3 separate regions of the Mus musculus genome follow, and regions 1 and 2 are each linked to region 3. Evidence: chromatin loops called from intact Hi-C (ENCODE). Cell type or tissue: left cerebral cortex. All regions are shown on one strand. Each heading gives the region's core, and the rest is flanking DNA. Links, peaks and the distances in the headings are about the cores only.

Region 1 (5,331 bases), core at 209-5,208, 71 kb after region 3:
TCAGCTGATTTATAACCAACTTTTGAAATGAAACTTAATAAATCTAGGAAGATATATGAATCTTCCAGAGCTTCTTATAGGAATTGTTTATAACTCTTTTTTTTTAATCTCCCCAGAGAGCCTCCCTTCAGTTTCTTCCATATGTTTCATGAATTCTTGGAAAATGAGCTCTAGGGATGAGTGATCCTGTCTAGCCTCTTACATCTCTCTTGTCACTGGAGGAATGTTGATCGTTTCATATGCGGCTGGAAGGAGGAGAAGAGCGCAAGGGGATATGGGAGATAGTAGCTGTGGTCTTCCCGCCATGGGGTGTCATTCTGGACACCTGACATTTTTTCTAAATGCCACCATATCCTGCCCATCTCCAGTCCTTATTCTTCAGGGGTGGTGGATGCTACTCTGACCATCTATGGAATGTGTGCTCAACTCTCCATTCCTTCTCTAACTGATGCTTATTGAGCGACTACTGAGTGCCAAGCACTTGCCCAGTGTTCTGGGAATAGAATAGTAAATATGACTCTCAGATCTCTTGCTCTCCCGAAGTTTCTACAACAGTCTGGTAAGTAGACAGATAATAACCTAAATAAATTAGCAAGATAATTTTAGCTAGCAACAGATTGCACATGGAGAATATGACTATAGATTGATTCGGTATGTGAATAGCATGAACTCATCCTGAGTAGACACAAAACTTCCTAGCCTTCTCTTAGATGGGCCCACAAGACATGAGGGATGGCTAGGGCAAAGCTTAACTGAGGTTAAAAAGCAGGTTGACACAAAAAAAGGAAACCAATGTGAGTCTGGGTGTGTGATCCCAGCACCTGGAAGTCAAAAAGTACTACTTGTTGGTCACCCTGAGCTGCAGGATGAAGCTAAGAGAAGCCAGATTGAATCAGTCAGCTTGGAGAGGAGTTTGGGCCAGAACAGCTGAGTTGAACCAGCCAGCCAAAGATCAGAAAGAACTGGAAAGGGTGAACTTATTCAGCTGTAAGCCTCCAAGATGACAATTATCTCAAAGAAATAAAAGAAGACACTTATACACTTTCCAGGTATAATCAGCATCAAGTTCAACAGAATAGAAATAACATGATGCAGAAGAAGGCTTGGCAGAAATAAAGAATCTGATTGTGCAGGTTACAAGGCCTCATGCTGTCACAGAAAGTAATCATGGAATGCATGCTGCTCTCACTGACTCTGCAACCTCACTACAAAACAAAACAGTCATGGCCAACAGAAGGGAAGTTTGCTACCAAAGGGGATGAGGGTGGGGCTGGGGTGGGGGAGGGGAGGGGGAGGGATAGGAGTGGGGATGGGGTGGGGATGGGGGTGGGGTAGGGATGGGGTAAGGGTGGGGATAGGGATGCTGCTTATCTTTGACTTATTTTCAACAATGCTAAATATTAAATGTTTTTAGTGCTACTTCCTTCACTGAAAATGTTGCCCATTTGGGCTATAAGCTACATGTGTTGTTTGAGGGTTTATAGATTGCAAAAGAAAATTGAGGCAATAATTAGTAGTGCCTTATGTGGAGCTCCAATGTCATGAAGATTTGTTTTTAAATCCTAAAAGGAATGGTGGGGCTGGTAAGATGGCTCAGTGGGTAAAGGTACTTCTTGCTAATCATGATGACCCAAGTTTGACCCCAGAGACCCTTGTAACAGAAGAAGAGAACTGACTCCCACAATTTTTCTTGATTTCCACATGTGTGACATGGAAAAGGTGAACACACACACTTGGTAAATAAATACTTTAAAAACTAGTTTATTTTTAAAATATTGATCATATAAAGCATATAAAACATGTCTTACATACTTATAACCTCTACAATCATTAGACATTATATCAGATGTGCCTTTATTGGAAAAAACTACTTTAAGATGTTCCCTATTTGATTAAAATGAACAAAAGTAAAAATTCAGGAACAGAGAATTAATTATATAAAAATATTCCATAAGCATCAAAACTGTTTAAATATATAATTGCAAGCTATATCCTCTGTAATTTAAATCCATGAGGAAATTTAAATTATGAGTAGTTATTTTCATAACTATTCAGCATAATAGACATTTTTTCTCAGCTTTATTAAGATGTAATTTACTTAAGATGTGTATTGTGGTCTTCCCTATGTTGATATTTTTCGTGTTTCTGTGAGAAAACACTCTGAGAAGATCAGTTTGAAGGTGAATGGCTTATTCTGGATCACAGTCCAAGGGTGCTGAACATCCTAGCAGGGACATTAAGTTTACGGGATCTTGGAAGAGCTGCTCACACCACATCCCTAGTCATAAAGCCAACGGCACAGAATAATGAATGCATGCTACATCTCAGTTCTCTTTCTGGGGAATGGTGCCACCGATAGTGAATGGATTGTCTCACTTCAGTTACTATAGTAAGCATAATCTTCCACAGACATGCCCATGTCATAGTGACTGTTGACACTCACCATTACATTTGGTATACGTATCTATTGAGAAGCAATGACCAGAGTCAAGGTAGTCTACCTTGTACTGCCTCATGAGACTTTGTTGCTTTTAATTTTGTTTTGAAGTTGCAATTCTGTCTTTTGGCAAATTTCAAGTATTATTCAGTAGAATTATCATGTTATCCATTAAAACCCTAGAAATTGTTGGATCTTTAATCTACCTCTCCCATTTTTTCCAATCCCCAGTCCCTGACACCATTCTACTATCAGTGTCTGTCAACCCAACTCTTTAGATTTCCTATGTAAGTAGGATCATAGTTTCATTCCAGCTTTTTCTGGCCTTTTCATTGTCATAGTGCCTTCCAGGTTCATTCAATTTGTCTAGATGGAGGCATTGCCTTATATTCAAGGGTGTAAGTCTCCACTGAGCACAGTTTCTTTATCCACATTTTCTGTTTTCTGTATGTGTTCATTCATTCTTCAACTGTGTTTAGGCTACTGTGTACGATGGTGCAATGAACATGAAGTACAGGCGTGTCATCAAGATATTGGTTTCATTTCCTTTGACTATACACTCAGAAGCTAGGTGGGTGGACCATATGGCTATTCTATTTTTAGTTTTTCAAAGTACTTCCAGTTTTTCATAATGGTCTCACCAGTTTCTATTCCTGCCAAGAGCATCCAAGTGCCCAGAGCGTCTCCCTGTGCCTTTGCAAGCATTGAATGATACTTATTGCAGTTTTGATTTGAATTGCTTTGGTTGATGATATTAAGTACCTTTCTAGATTCTGTTGACTTTTGACTCTCTTCTTTACAAAAATATCTGTTTAGGCCTTTGACCCACTAAAAAGATTGGAATAATTTAGTTATGTTGAACAAACTCTTTCTAATATTAGCCTCTTACTAGAGATGTGTTTGTTCTTTGGTTTAATGTACCCACTGGTTTGTTTTTGCTTTTATTGGTGCATTCTTGGTAGCATTAAAAGAAACAGCATCCTAAGAGCAAATTTTAAGAGTTCTTATCATATTTTTTTAGGAGTTTTGAGAAGGACTGTTTTGTTTTGTTTTGTTTTGTTTTGTTTGTTTTTCTGGGAGTTATTTTCTGTGAACAGAGCACATAGGAACAATTTTGAGTTGTTTTCACTGAGTGGAGTACGGCACCTTCACTCTTTTACTTACAGATAAGCAGGTTTTGAAGAGCCTGGCCTCTCCTTTTTAATTCCCAGCACTCTCAGGCAAATGTCAAGAGTGTGTATGTGGGTTTTCTTCTGGTCTCTCCATTCAAGTCCCTCATGCCTATGGTTCCTTTTTAATGACATAGCTATGTTGTGTTGAATAGTACAGACTCACAATATAGTCTAAAATCAGAGTGTGGTGGTTCCATTTTTGTTATTATTCAAGTTTGCTTAGCTATCTTGCCATCTTTTGGAATATCAAACAAATGTCAAATCGTTATTCTTTTTGTATGCATGTATGTGAGAATGTGTGTGCAGGTGCATGTAGAGGGCAGAGGGCAACCCTCATCCAAAAGTCAGCATGGATGTCTATTTTGTCCACCATATTATCATTAGTTTTTGGTACTCTGTCTTTCACAGAGCCTAAAGCTCCTCACGGATGGACTGGCTGGCCAGCGAGGCCTCTAGGATCCTTGTCTCCACTCTGCAACTGCTGATATTGTAGGGTTTTACGGGTACTGGGATCTGAACTCAGGTTGTCATGCTTGTACAGCAAGCACTTAGCCATGGAACCATTTCCTTAGCCCGAAATTGATTTTTATATTTCTGGGAAAAAAAAATGCTGTTGCCCTTTTCATTGGAATTGCTTTGAACCTACAACGCTCGTTAATATTTCAACAATATTAATTCTAGCAGTCCAGGAACACAGAAAAGACTTCCATTTTCTGTCTCCAGGTTTGAGATTTTCAGCATCCATGTCTTTCACATCCTTGGTTACACTTATTTATAAATATTTTACCCCTGCTAATGAAACTATAAATGAGATTGCTTTTGGAGCTTACCTTTCAATAGTTCATTGTTAGTGTCCAAGACGATGTCTGTGCTGTATTTTCCATCTTTCAACTTTACTGAACAGGTACATCAGCGACACTCTTTATGTTCTTTTTTGATGGGGCTTTTAGAGATGTGGGTCTCAACCCCTTGGGGGTCACATATCAGACATCCTGCATATCATAGATTTACATTACCATTGATAACAGTAGCAAATTTAAAGTTATAGAGTAGCAATGAAATCATTTTATTGTTGGGCATCACTACAATGTGAGGAACTGTATTAAAGGCCCACAGCATTAGCAAGGTTGAGAGCCACTGTTTTAGAGTTTTCTACCAGTTGTCTGCGAAGAACACACTGCTGCTGCTTCTTTCTAGATCTGGGTACACTTTTCTCTTTTCTTGCCAACTGCTCTGCTTAGGACATCCAGTGTTGCTTTAAATAGAAGCAGGGAGAGCATTCCCCATCTTAGAGAACCACTTTCAGCTTGTCAGCAAGGAAAATGGTGTCTGCTGTGGGTTTATCATATATATTGAACCATTGCTGTATCCCAGAGGCAAACCCTCCTCGATCGTGACAAGTGCTGCTTTTTTCTCTCTTTTCTTTCTCTCTCTCTCTCTCTCTCTCTCTCTCTCTCTCTCTCTCTCTCTCTCTCTCTCTCTCTCTCTCTCTCTCTCTCTCTCTCTGTATGTGTGTGTGTACATGCCACCATGACCATGTGAAGGTAGCAAGAAACTTGAGAGAATAATTTTCTCATCCACTGTGTGTTTCTGGAAATTGGACTTGAGTTATTGAGTTGGCAGTGAGCATCTTTACCTGCTGAGTTGTGAATGATACTTTTAATGTTCTGTCGAATTCAGTTTGTTAGTTGTTTTTTTTTAAATTTTTTTATCTATGCTAGA
Region 2 (5,331 bases), core at 123-5,122, 120 kb after region 3:
AGGATTGTACAGGAAATTCTAAATTCTGGCTCTGCAGGTCTGAGCTACATGCAGGTCAGTCTTTCTGGTGTTTTTTACTTTTCTATTTGCAGGAACTTTGATATCTGAGGCAGTGATGTCAGCCTTGGCCATATGATAGACTCAGGTCAATGAGATGTTATCACATAAGTTATTTTATACTTTACATATACTTTAAGAGCCAGCATTCAGTTGCGAAATTTCTCTTTCTTCTTCTGCCTCAGCATCAACACATCCTTGACCAGAGCTGCTGTTTCAGTGTGGGTCACTAAATAAAGAAGAATATAACATCCGTGTAGCATAGAAAGAAATAAGTTTATGAGGTGGAAGCCATTAAGGTTTTCAGATCATCTGCTACTTCAGTGTAATGCAGCCTGAGATGACTCTCCTCTACGTTAAGAACAGTATGGTTCTCTATGATAGGAGGCCCCTGTTCTCTCCTTAATCCAATTCATTCATTTGCATTTGTAACACGTGACTTTACTTTCATAGAATCAGCACATTGGACAGCAGTGTAATTTTTGGAGGGTCAAGTACAAGAAATATCTTACCTTTTTTTCTTCTTCTTCTTCTTCTTACAAATACTAGGACAGCATTTCATGCTGATAATCAAAATTTCTAGCTCTAATCTTTAATATCAACCGATTACCTGGGTTGACTTCAAGATAAAAGGCAAGAATAAACTGTGATCTCAATTTAATTTTTTTAAAAATGAAAAAAAGAAAAAAACCTAACTGTGGTTTTTGAGATGACTCATTGGGTAAAGGTGCTTGTGGCCAAGCCTCATGACCTGAGTTTGATCCCAAGGACCCACGGGATAGAATGAGACTCCCCCAAGCTGTCCTCTGACCTCTGTCCACGCACCTGCATTTGGATGAACACACCAATAAATCAATGCAATGCAGTTTTAAAAAAATCATATTGACCAACTCTCCATCCTGAAGGTGCTTGAAGCTTGAAGCTCCATGACCTTTCAGCCCAGGCTTTCATGCTATTTAACCCATGCTTGTCACAGAAGAAATAATGTTATTGCCATTGCGCTTGTATTCTATCTGCTTGCTCTTCCCTTGAGAATAAGGATAATATTTTGTCCAACATGCAATACATATTATATCAATAGATTCATTTTTCCAACCACTCATTTATTGATTCAATGATTATTTATTGAGTAGTTATTACTATATGTCAGATAAAGTTATCAGTCTAGGGAATCCAATGTTGAGCTAACAGATATGGTCTATGACTCAAGGAGGAGACAGGCACAAAACAATTAAGAAACAGAAAAACAAAAAGAGTTTAAGTGTTATAAAGGAGAGACCCAGGTTGAAATGCTAGATGATATTAATGATCTATAGGTGCAAACTTAAAAGGGGGTGTTGAAGAAGGCTTCTGTGAAGAGGTAAAATCCATGCTAAGGCTTAGTTTAAGAGTCAGCTTCAGAAAAAGGCTTCATAGAGCTAAGAAAGCAGAAGTCAAAATCTCCAAGACCAATAAGATTTAGATTGGTCCTTTATTTGAGGAGCTGAAAGCCATGGCATTTTCATAGACAGACCTGGAAAAGGAGCAGTTAAAAAATGAAAGGACTTTGGATTTTCAACAAATTCTTCTGGGACAGCAAGAGTGGGAGTTTAGTAACCTTTGACTCCACCAGGTTTGGGCTACACATACACACCTGTCATCTAGTAATGCATTTGTGAGCCTGCGACCCTTACCTGAATGTTCTATGCACACTCGTGCTCCTCTCCAGATGATGCACTTCACAACCTGTTAGCAACCCAGGACCCACTTGCTCTGAGCTGCATGTACACCCCTCTACGAACAATGGAATGAATCGGTCTCTCTTCTGCTTAAAGAACACCGTTAATACTTATAAATGTGATAAGGAATGTGAAGATTGCTAACTGGCCTCCTGTAAGAGAACAACTTCCTCAGTGTGCCTTTTAAGACTTTTTTATCAGGGAGGATATGGGTAAATTTGGAGGAGAACAAACTGCCAGAGTCATGCACACACACATGCACACAAAATATGATCACAGACCAGATGGACGAGGTGGCAGTGATGGGGAAGTAAAGGACAGGTTTGGCTAGATTTCAGATCAAGTAATTCTGACATGACTACCAGATGAATTGGGGAGAGAGGAGAGAGAGCAAGGTGAGGCTTCTGTTTCTACCTTATGTAAGGAAGCCATTTACTAATATGTAATCCACTAGGAAAGAAACAGCCTTACAGTGGGAGGAGGTAAGAATTCTCTGCTGGATATGTTAAGGATGAAAGGTCTGGAAGATAAGTAAGAAGAAATGTTGTCGAGTGGGCAGCAAGAGACATGAGCCTATAATGGAGGGAAAAAAAGCTTTGGGCTTAAATGAAAAGCTTAGAGTTGCCAGCATATAGATGTTACATAAAGGCACAGGAATAAGGGAGATGTAAGGGACCCAGCTGAATGAATGAGTGGTTGGATGCATGAGGAGGATGAGAGGGATGAGGGGAGGGGAGGGGAGGGGAGGGGAGGGGAGGGGAGGGGAGGGGAGGGGAGGGGAGGGGCTGACGGCTCCATTAACCACATGAAGATCCTAGAGCAGCTGGCTGGCCAGTAGAGACAGAGGGAGGAATGGGAGCTGCTTGGGTTCCTGAGCTCCTAGTTCAGCCAGAGTTCCAAAAGGGTTTCTCAAATGAGAGCAGGGCTGTGGGAGGACTGTAGCCGAAGAGAAGTCTGTAGGGCACATCAGCCCTGTGGGAGGTTGAACTGTTAGAATGGATGCTGAGATGGTTGGGCAGCCCACTGGGAGTGGGAGGAGTTACTTACTGACTGGAACATGAGTACAGGATTGAGGTGGGCAGAGAGTAAGCATCTGGGAAGGAAGTGGGGAGGGATGGGATGGTGGGAGGTGGTTGCAGCGCAAGAACAAAAGAATTAGATAGATGGGGGAGGGCTTATGTACTGGCTAGTTTTGTGTCAACCTGACACAGCTGGAGTTATCACAGAGAAAGGAGCTTCAGTTGAGGAAATGCTTCCATGAGATCCAACTGTAAGGCATTTCCTCAATTAGTGATCAAGGGGGAAAGGCCCCTTGTGGGTGGGACCATCTCTGGGCTGGTAGTCTTGGGTTTTATAAGAGAGCAGGCTGAGCAAGCCAGGTAAAGCAAGCCAGTAAAGAACATCTCTCCATGGCCTCTGAATCAGCTCTTGCTTCCTGACCTGCTTGAGTTCCAGTCCTGACTTCCTTGGTGATGAACAGCAGTATGGAAATGTAAGCCGAATAAACCCTTTCCTCCCCAACTTGCTTCTTGGTCATGATGTTTGTGCAGGAATAGAAACCCTAACTAAGACAGCTTATTTAGAAGTTCATGACCAAAAAAGCCAATGAAACAGCCAATAAGGATGAGGTTGGTGTCTCTGGCCAATCCTAGCTGGCTTCTGCGGGGATTGGCTCAGGTGGCACAAGGAGTGACTTCCGGGAAGTCGAGAGAAGTGGGCAGCAGAGGATGATGGAGCCTCAGTGCAGATGGCAAAGAGATAGCATGAGAGAAAAGAGGGCTGGAGAAATATGTCCTTAGACATCTTTTGATCTTGGGTCTACAAGTCAGGGAGGATACATCAGAGTAACTAGTGTCCCCAGACCTCTGCACAGGGAGAGGCCTGAGTGTTCCGGAAAATACTTTGACATGGAGTAGTTCTGAAGCAAAAGATGAAGTTCCCAAATTGATGGGAGAAGATACAGCAAAGTAAGAAAAACCAGCCAACCTGCTCTGAGTAAGACATGGAGAGGGATTTAGAGTTTGGGTGAGAGTGAGGCTGGTAGCCAGGGAAAGGAAGGTGGTAAGATGGCTGGAAGTGCAGACAGGCTGAGAGGGAATCCTGCTTTCTAGATGAAGGTTCTTGGGAAAGTGATAATGTCGATTGAGGTTGTTGTGCCGCGTGGTGCACTTCCTTGTTACCCACATTTCAGCACAAGCCTCCTGAACTCAGAGAACATGCATAGAGAGGAAGGTTCTCATCATTGGATAATAAAGCGAACCCCAAGTTGAAAGTATTTGAAGGCGATCTGGAGGAGGAGTCATACCTCATCCAAGAGCCTTCTGAGAGAATGGGTTCCCTTCTGCAAGTGGGGGATGTAGCCAGTTCCATTTGAATCTTAAATACCCTCAACTGACGTCAGGTTTTATGTATACTCTGCAAGATGTGGCATTCAGCAACCTTAACTAGGTGTCATCTCTTCCCTGTTCAGGATGCTACCACAGGTAAATAGTGTCTATTTGTTCCTGGTTTTCAGATGGGAACTGGGAGCCTCAGAGAGGTAAGCTAACTTGTCTGATGTCACAAAGCTTTTTAGCAATGGAGGAGTGGTTCAAACTCAGATATCCCAGACTCTGGTGTTCCTTTGATTTCACCAGATCTTACTTGGACACAGTTCCTAGGAGACAGTGGAAAGACTGACATCTCTAACAGAAGTGGCAGGAGAAGGCCTTGGGGGGTGGCTCAGTCAGTAAGCACTCATCCTGTGACAAAAGCTGGGAGTGGCAGCGCAGACCCATCATCCCAGCTCTGGGAGGTACAGACAGAATTAGCACAGGGGCCTCACTAGCCAGCCAATCTGGATTCATCAGCTTTTTCTAGGTTCAGTGAGAGATGCTATCTCAAAAAAATTTAAGGTGGAGAAATATTGTGGAAGGCTTTTGATGTTGAACTCATGTGTGCTCACACCTGTCCACACACCTGCACATGTACCTAAACACACACACACACACACACACACACGGGGGGGGGGGTGAGGAGTGGCGTAAGGAGGGAGGGAGGGAGGGAGGGAGGGAGGGGGAGGCACAAGTATGCAGGGTTAGGGAGGGAAGGAGAAAGGGAAAAGAAACAATTGAGGAGTGGGAGGAAGTATTTGATGATGTAAACTTATTTCTGTCTCTCTATCATTCCCCACCCCCAACCCCTTCCATCTGCCTTGGAGATTCTGAGACCAGCATTATGATGCTGGGAGGGAGGAATGGAGGGGAGGAGAGAAGAGGGGAAGGAAGGAAGAAGAGGAAAGGGGAAGAGAAGAGAAAGGAGGAGGGGAGAGGAGAGGAGAGAGAGAGAGAGAGAGAGAGAGAGAGAGAGAGAGAGAGAGAGAGAGAGAGAATTAGTAGGTTCTCCCTCCCTGTTTAATTTTGGATGCCTAGTCTCTTTGTAAAGTAGTTACTTTCTACTTGGCGGAGCAGACATGAACAGTGTTAATTTTATAATTGGCCTACCACCCTGGGTGCCCAATAAACATTTGGTGCCAAACAACATTCTTCCAGCTCAAACAGCCTTCTCCTTCAAGCCA
Region 3 (5,331 bases), core at 176-5,175:
GGATAAGCAAGACTGGCAAAGCTTTAGCTAAATTAATCTAAAGTAATAGAAAGAGAACACAAGTAAATAAAATTAGTAATGAAAGTAGAGGTATTACAATGGACACCAAAGAAATGTGGAAAACCACATGGAAACCTTAAAAACCTATATTCCACTGAGTTGGAGAATTCAAAAGAAATATGTTTTTCCAGGTGCATCTGATCTGTCAAAATTAAACCAAGAGGAAATGCTTAAATTAATCTGTAACTAGTGATGAGACTAAAGCATCAATATATTTTTCCTAACTAAGAAATGACCAGGATCAGTCATCCAATGATTAATGTCTCAGAAGAACAGGAATAAACCAATCCCTAAAGCAGTTGATAGGGAAAAATAATTAAGATCAAGACAGAAATTAATAAAATACAAACAAAACCCCCACAAAGTATCAATGAAATGAAAAGTTGGTTCTTTGAAAAGATAAGACTGGCAAACCTTCGTTAGCCAAATTAGAACTCACTGTAGAAATCCAACAGAACTCCAAAGAGGAACCAACACCCATACTGCTCAGAGTATTTCAGAAACTAGAACAGTAAGGAACACTCCAAACTCTTCTTATGAATCCAGTAATTTCCTGATAAAGATAAAATGAAAGAAAGTTGCAGATTCATCTTCCTGATGAACATGGATTATGTTTTTAAAAGTCTTAATAAAATATTTGCAAATGGACTTTCCAACAAAGCTGATGACCTGAGTTCAATGCCTGGATAAAGAGGACTGACTTCTATACAGTTTCCTCTGACCTCACTCCAACGCGCACACACACACACACACACACACATACACACACACGCACACGCACACGCACACGCACACGCACGCGCACGCGCACGCGCACAGACAGACATGCAGGCAAAACACAAACAAATAAAACATGAATAAATCTAACAAACAAACACCCTTAACTCTAGTTGGATCAAAGACTTAAATACTCTGAAAACTGCTCAAGCAAGAAGTTTTCCTTACCATACAGGCATAGGTAGAGTCTTTCTGAATCAGATTCTAGCAGTGCTGAAAATAAGATCAACAATAGACAAAGAAGAAGGCTCAGTACAGCAAAGGAAAACATCACTACGATGAAGAGGCGGCCAGCAGAACAGTAGGAAATCTTTATAGGTGACACTTTAGACAAATTTGGTACGTAGGATATACAAAGACATAAAAAATAGTGGACTTTAAGTAAACAACCCAATTTAAAAAGCAGTCTATGGACCTGTGACAAAGTTCTCAAAAGAAAAATCACAGGTGGCTAGGAACAACTTAGAAAGTGTTCATCACCCTCAACTATCCAGGAAATGCAGATCAAAACTACATTAAGATTCCATCTCAACCTAGTCAAAAATACAGATGACCAACCACAAAGGCTGGCCTGTGGGGGTAAGTGGAACCCTTGCATTGTTGGCAATAATGTCAACTTCTGTAGTCATTTTGGAAATCAATCTGAGGATTTATTAACAGAAAACAACACTAGAAATAAAACCATAGTAGGACCCAGATGTACAGCTTCTAGGCACATACACAAAGGACCCCACACTATCCCACAGAAATACTTATACAGTCATCCTCATTGCTGCTCTAGTATCAGCAGCCAGGAAGCAGAAGCGGCCTAGGTGTCCATCAGCTGATGAATGGATATTGAAATATACATATACGCAATGCAATTTGATTCAGCTATTAAATAAAATAAATTAGGAGATTTGCAGGTAAATGAACAACTGTGAAAAAAATCATACTGAATGAGCTAACCCAGACCCAGAAGGACAAACACCATATGTTCTCTTTATGTGAGCTTCCTGGCTTACAGCAGCTGTGGCCATTTGCACTGGGCCTGCACAAGACTAGTCCCGTTAACGGTCATGGACTGGGGAAGGGCTTTGGGGCCCCACTGCTTACTTCTGAATTATAGGTTATGGTAGATTCCAGGAGTAGAGGAGTTACTGTCTCTAGCTGAGTACCCTCTGCTGAGCCCACCAGGCTTCCGTAGATAGCTCCAAAACCATGTCCACGCAGATGGCCCTAATTAGACCTGGTGGCTCATAAACCCAAACAAATAGCAGTTTGAGGCAGAGATTTGTAGGGAAAAGTCAGGGTAGACAGGATCAGGAACTAGATTTTAAAGTGGGTAGGAGATGAGAATAACCAGTAGTATTAATTGTATGTATGAAACCATCAAGGAACAAGCTTAAATAAAAGAAATAAGCAGAACAATAAACCAAAAGCAGTCCAATAAAATATGATCGGGTATCTTAGAGAGTATGATTAATTTATACCTAAGAGAAGAGACGTGGTGGAAACTTAAGCCCACCTCACAGAGCTTAAACATCACTTCTACCAGGAAATCTTTCCGACTTCGCAGTCGACTTAGAATCCTTCTCATAGCCTTTTCTGTGTGACCCAACTGTTTGTGCAGTAGTAGTTGCGTGTTTCCCAGAAGACTGTAAGCTTCTGACAGGAAAAGTCTCCGTCTTTTTGGGGCACCATCCTGAGGAATGTTGATGAATGTCAAATGGATGAATGAATTCTTTGCTTACTAAACCCAGGGAGGTTCCAGATCAGCCTGTAAGAGCGTAGCCCTCGGAGAAGGGGCAGACCTGGTGTCTCACTGTCTGTGTGCCACACTCCAATCCAAACCAAGGGCCTGGAGTTTGAGGAGCCTGTGTCTAGGACCAGAAACATGGTTGGTGACATATTCAAGCTTAATTTAGCTCAGGACCCAGCTCCAGAGAAAGAAGTATTCACAGACTGGGAAACCATTGTGTGTCGTTACTAATTAGAAAATTGCCTTTGGAACTGAAATATGTTTCACAGTGAATTTACTGAGCTCCGTGCTGAGGTGTGATTCTCTTGTGCCTGTTGTGTGACAATCCCACTCCAAGGTGGCATATGGAGATGCCCACAGCTCTGCAAATTAAAGAATCATTGGTGTTTCAAGAAACAGGCCAGCTTCTTGAGGGCCGGCAGTGAGCCAGACCAACCCAGGGTTGGAGTCTCACTCTGGCTATTGCAGGGGCAGCAGCTGGCTTCCTCCAGATTGCCCCTCTTGTTCAAGGCCCTCTTCCTGCTTCTCTATTTCTAGCTCTGAGCTCCCTGTGAATTCTTCTAGATATGACATCTAGGAACGAGGTCTGCGGCCGAGTTGAAAAATCACATCTTTATAACCCTAACCCTAACCCTAACCCTAACCCTAACCCTAACCCTAACCCTAACCCTAACCCTAACCCCTGATTTTGCACTTCCCACAGCTCAGGTAAGCCACCGAACACGGGGACCAGTTCCATTCCTGTCCTCGCGGCATAAATAGTATCAGCCATCCCATTAACTGAGATAATATTTTGGGTGTTGTAGAATCATTTCTAGATGTTCATGGCTGTATTTGAGATTTGGAGTGACCTTATTTTTAATTCTTACATAATCAGAATGCAGGAAAAGTTTGGGAATATGCAGCAAGAATTATCACTAAGACAATGGTTGGAAATAATTTTTGCTCTACTGGTCTATGTCACAGAGCCCAGGCAAGACACGGGGCAGATCTTTGTGGGTGATGATGTATCCCACCCAAGAAGACAGCACATACTAACTCTCTTCCGGGTGTGACCACAATCTCCGTGGCACACATTATATTTTACTTTATTTCATTTTCCAATTAGCCCTCTACTTACAGGTGGTAGTTTGGATGTGTAATATCCCACATAAGGTCATGTACTTGAATGGTGAGTCACCAGTTGGTGGTACAACCTTAAGAAGGTGGAGCCTTGCTGTGGGAAGTGGGCCTCTGGGGGATAGGACTTGAGGTTCTCACAGCTTGGCTACACTGCTTGTCTGTTCTCTGCTTCCTGACAATGCAATGACAATAGCTGACCTTACTCTTCTGGCCACCGAGCATTCTCTGATTTGACCTGTTTTATTCCCTATCACTGGGTCAAAACAAAACTTCCATTCTTAAAGTTTTTTATCGCCAGTGTTTGGTCACAGAAATCAGGAAAGTAACACTCTACAAGTGTGTGGTGTGTGTGTGTGTGTGCGCGCACACACACTTGTGCACGCGAATCTCAGGATACTCAATTACCAGGTTCACACAGCTGGTTTTCTTTCCACAATGAGAAAGGGCCTCAGAGGATATGGTGAGAAAGGGGATGCTGGAGAGCAAGGAGAAGCGACTGTCTTCCCATGACTCCCGAGCAGACCCGGCCACCGCCTGTCACTGCGGTTTCTCGCCTCTGCTGTGCCTTTCCGTTACTGTTTCCTATTGCATTTTTGTCAATACGTGTTTGATGGATAAGCACGTGGAAACATTGTGGATTACACAACACTGTCTTCAGAGGCTTCCACATGGAAGCTGAGAAGGAAGAGGAGGAGGAGGGTGGCGGTAGGCAGTGTATGGGTCTTCTAGGGCTGCTCTAACAAAGAACCACAAGCAGGGTGCTTAAACACATGGAAATCTTTCCTCTCATAATACCAGAGGCTGAGAGTCCAGAATCTTGCTCCCCTGGATTCTGGGTAGAGCCTTCCTTTGTCTTTTCCTGGATGCTCACAGTGCCCAGTCCTTGTTCGAAGCCACATTGTTTCTATTTGTGCCTAGGCCACCATGTCAGTGTCCTGAGTGTTTCTGTCACTATCTGGTGGTTCTATTGTTACAAGGTTATTAGTCACAGAGCACTGGGGTCTTAACTCTAAGGACCTCATTTTAAGAGCCCATCTTTAAGTAATGTCACACTCTGGGGTACTGGTGTTTAAGACTTATGCATATAATTTAGGGGGACACTATTTAGTCTGTAATAGATGAGGTAGCCACAGCTCGTCTCTTGCTCTTCCTTCAAATCCTACAAGGAGGAATCTAGTCAGGTTCCTAGGCTTCTGCAAGGCTGGCTTGAGAGCAGATAGGACACAAGGCACAATGTGTTCTCTCTCGCGCGCGCTCTCTCTCTCATTACTTAATGTATAGACACGAGTGTGCATGTGTGCATATAGTACTTATGCATATCAGTACACATGTATATGTGTGGTGGTCAGAGTCTTTCTCAGTCCCTCTCCACTTTATCTTTCTTTGAGATAGGATCTCTCCCTAAGCCCAGAGCCATTGCTTTGGCTGAACTGACTGGGTATCCAGGAATCCACACAGATTTCCTTGTCTTTATAGGCCACCCATCCCAGCACTGCCTGCCCTTTATGTTTGCTTGCCTACTGGGGATTCAAACTTAGGCACTCAAACTTGCACAGTAAGCACATTACCCACGGATGCATCTTTCCAGCCCCATGAAGTCTTTTCTCAGTTCTCAGACAACTTCTGCAAGG

What was found. Peaks named below come from ENCODE experiments on the same cell type or tissue, not always from the same donor. Only the 100,000 strongest peaks of a DNase experiment are listed, where the experiment ranks them.
Region 1: it touches region 3 in a loop (2.6-fold over the local background); 2 of 42 quality-filtered maps call a loop at or near these places.
Region 2: it touches region 3 in a loop (6-fold over the local background); 3 of 42 quality-filtered maps call a loop at or near these places.

Annotation. Positions count from the first base shown.
Region 1 is chr9:48,026,207-48,031,537 of GRCm38, forward strand. No RefSeq gene overlaps it. Among named protein-coding and RNA genes, the nearest start is that of Gm32016, 89 kb to the left of the region's middle. In left cerebral cortex, for the core only: no CTCF peak of the experiment used is centred there; DNase peaks (open chromatin) are centred at 3,016 and 4,839; H3K27ac peaks cover 1,906 bases.
Region 2 is chr9:48,070,499-48,075,829 of GRCm38, forward strand. No RefSeq gene overlaps it. Among named protein-coding and RNA genes, the nearest start is that of Gm40518, 86 kb to the right of the region's middle. In left cerebral cortex, for the core only: no CTCF peak of the experiment used is centred there; DNase peaks (open chromatin) are centred at 2,254, 2,786, 3,410, 3,877 and 2 more places; H3K27ac peaks cover 4,296 bases.
Region 3 is chr9:47,955,148-47,960,478 of GRCm38, forward strand. No RefSeq gene overlaps it. Among named protein-coding and RNA genes, the nearest start is that of Gm32016, 18 kb to the left of the region's middle. In left cerebral cortex, for the core only: no CTCF peak of the experiment used is centred there; a DNase peak (open chromatin) is centred at 2,915; H3K27ac peaks cover 826 bases.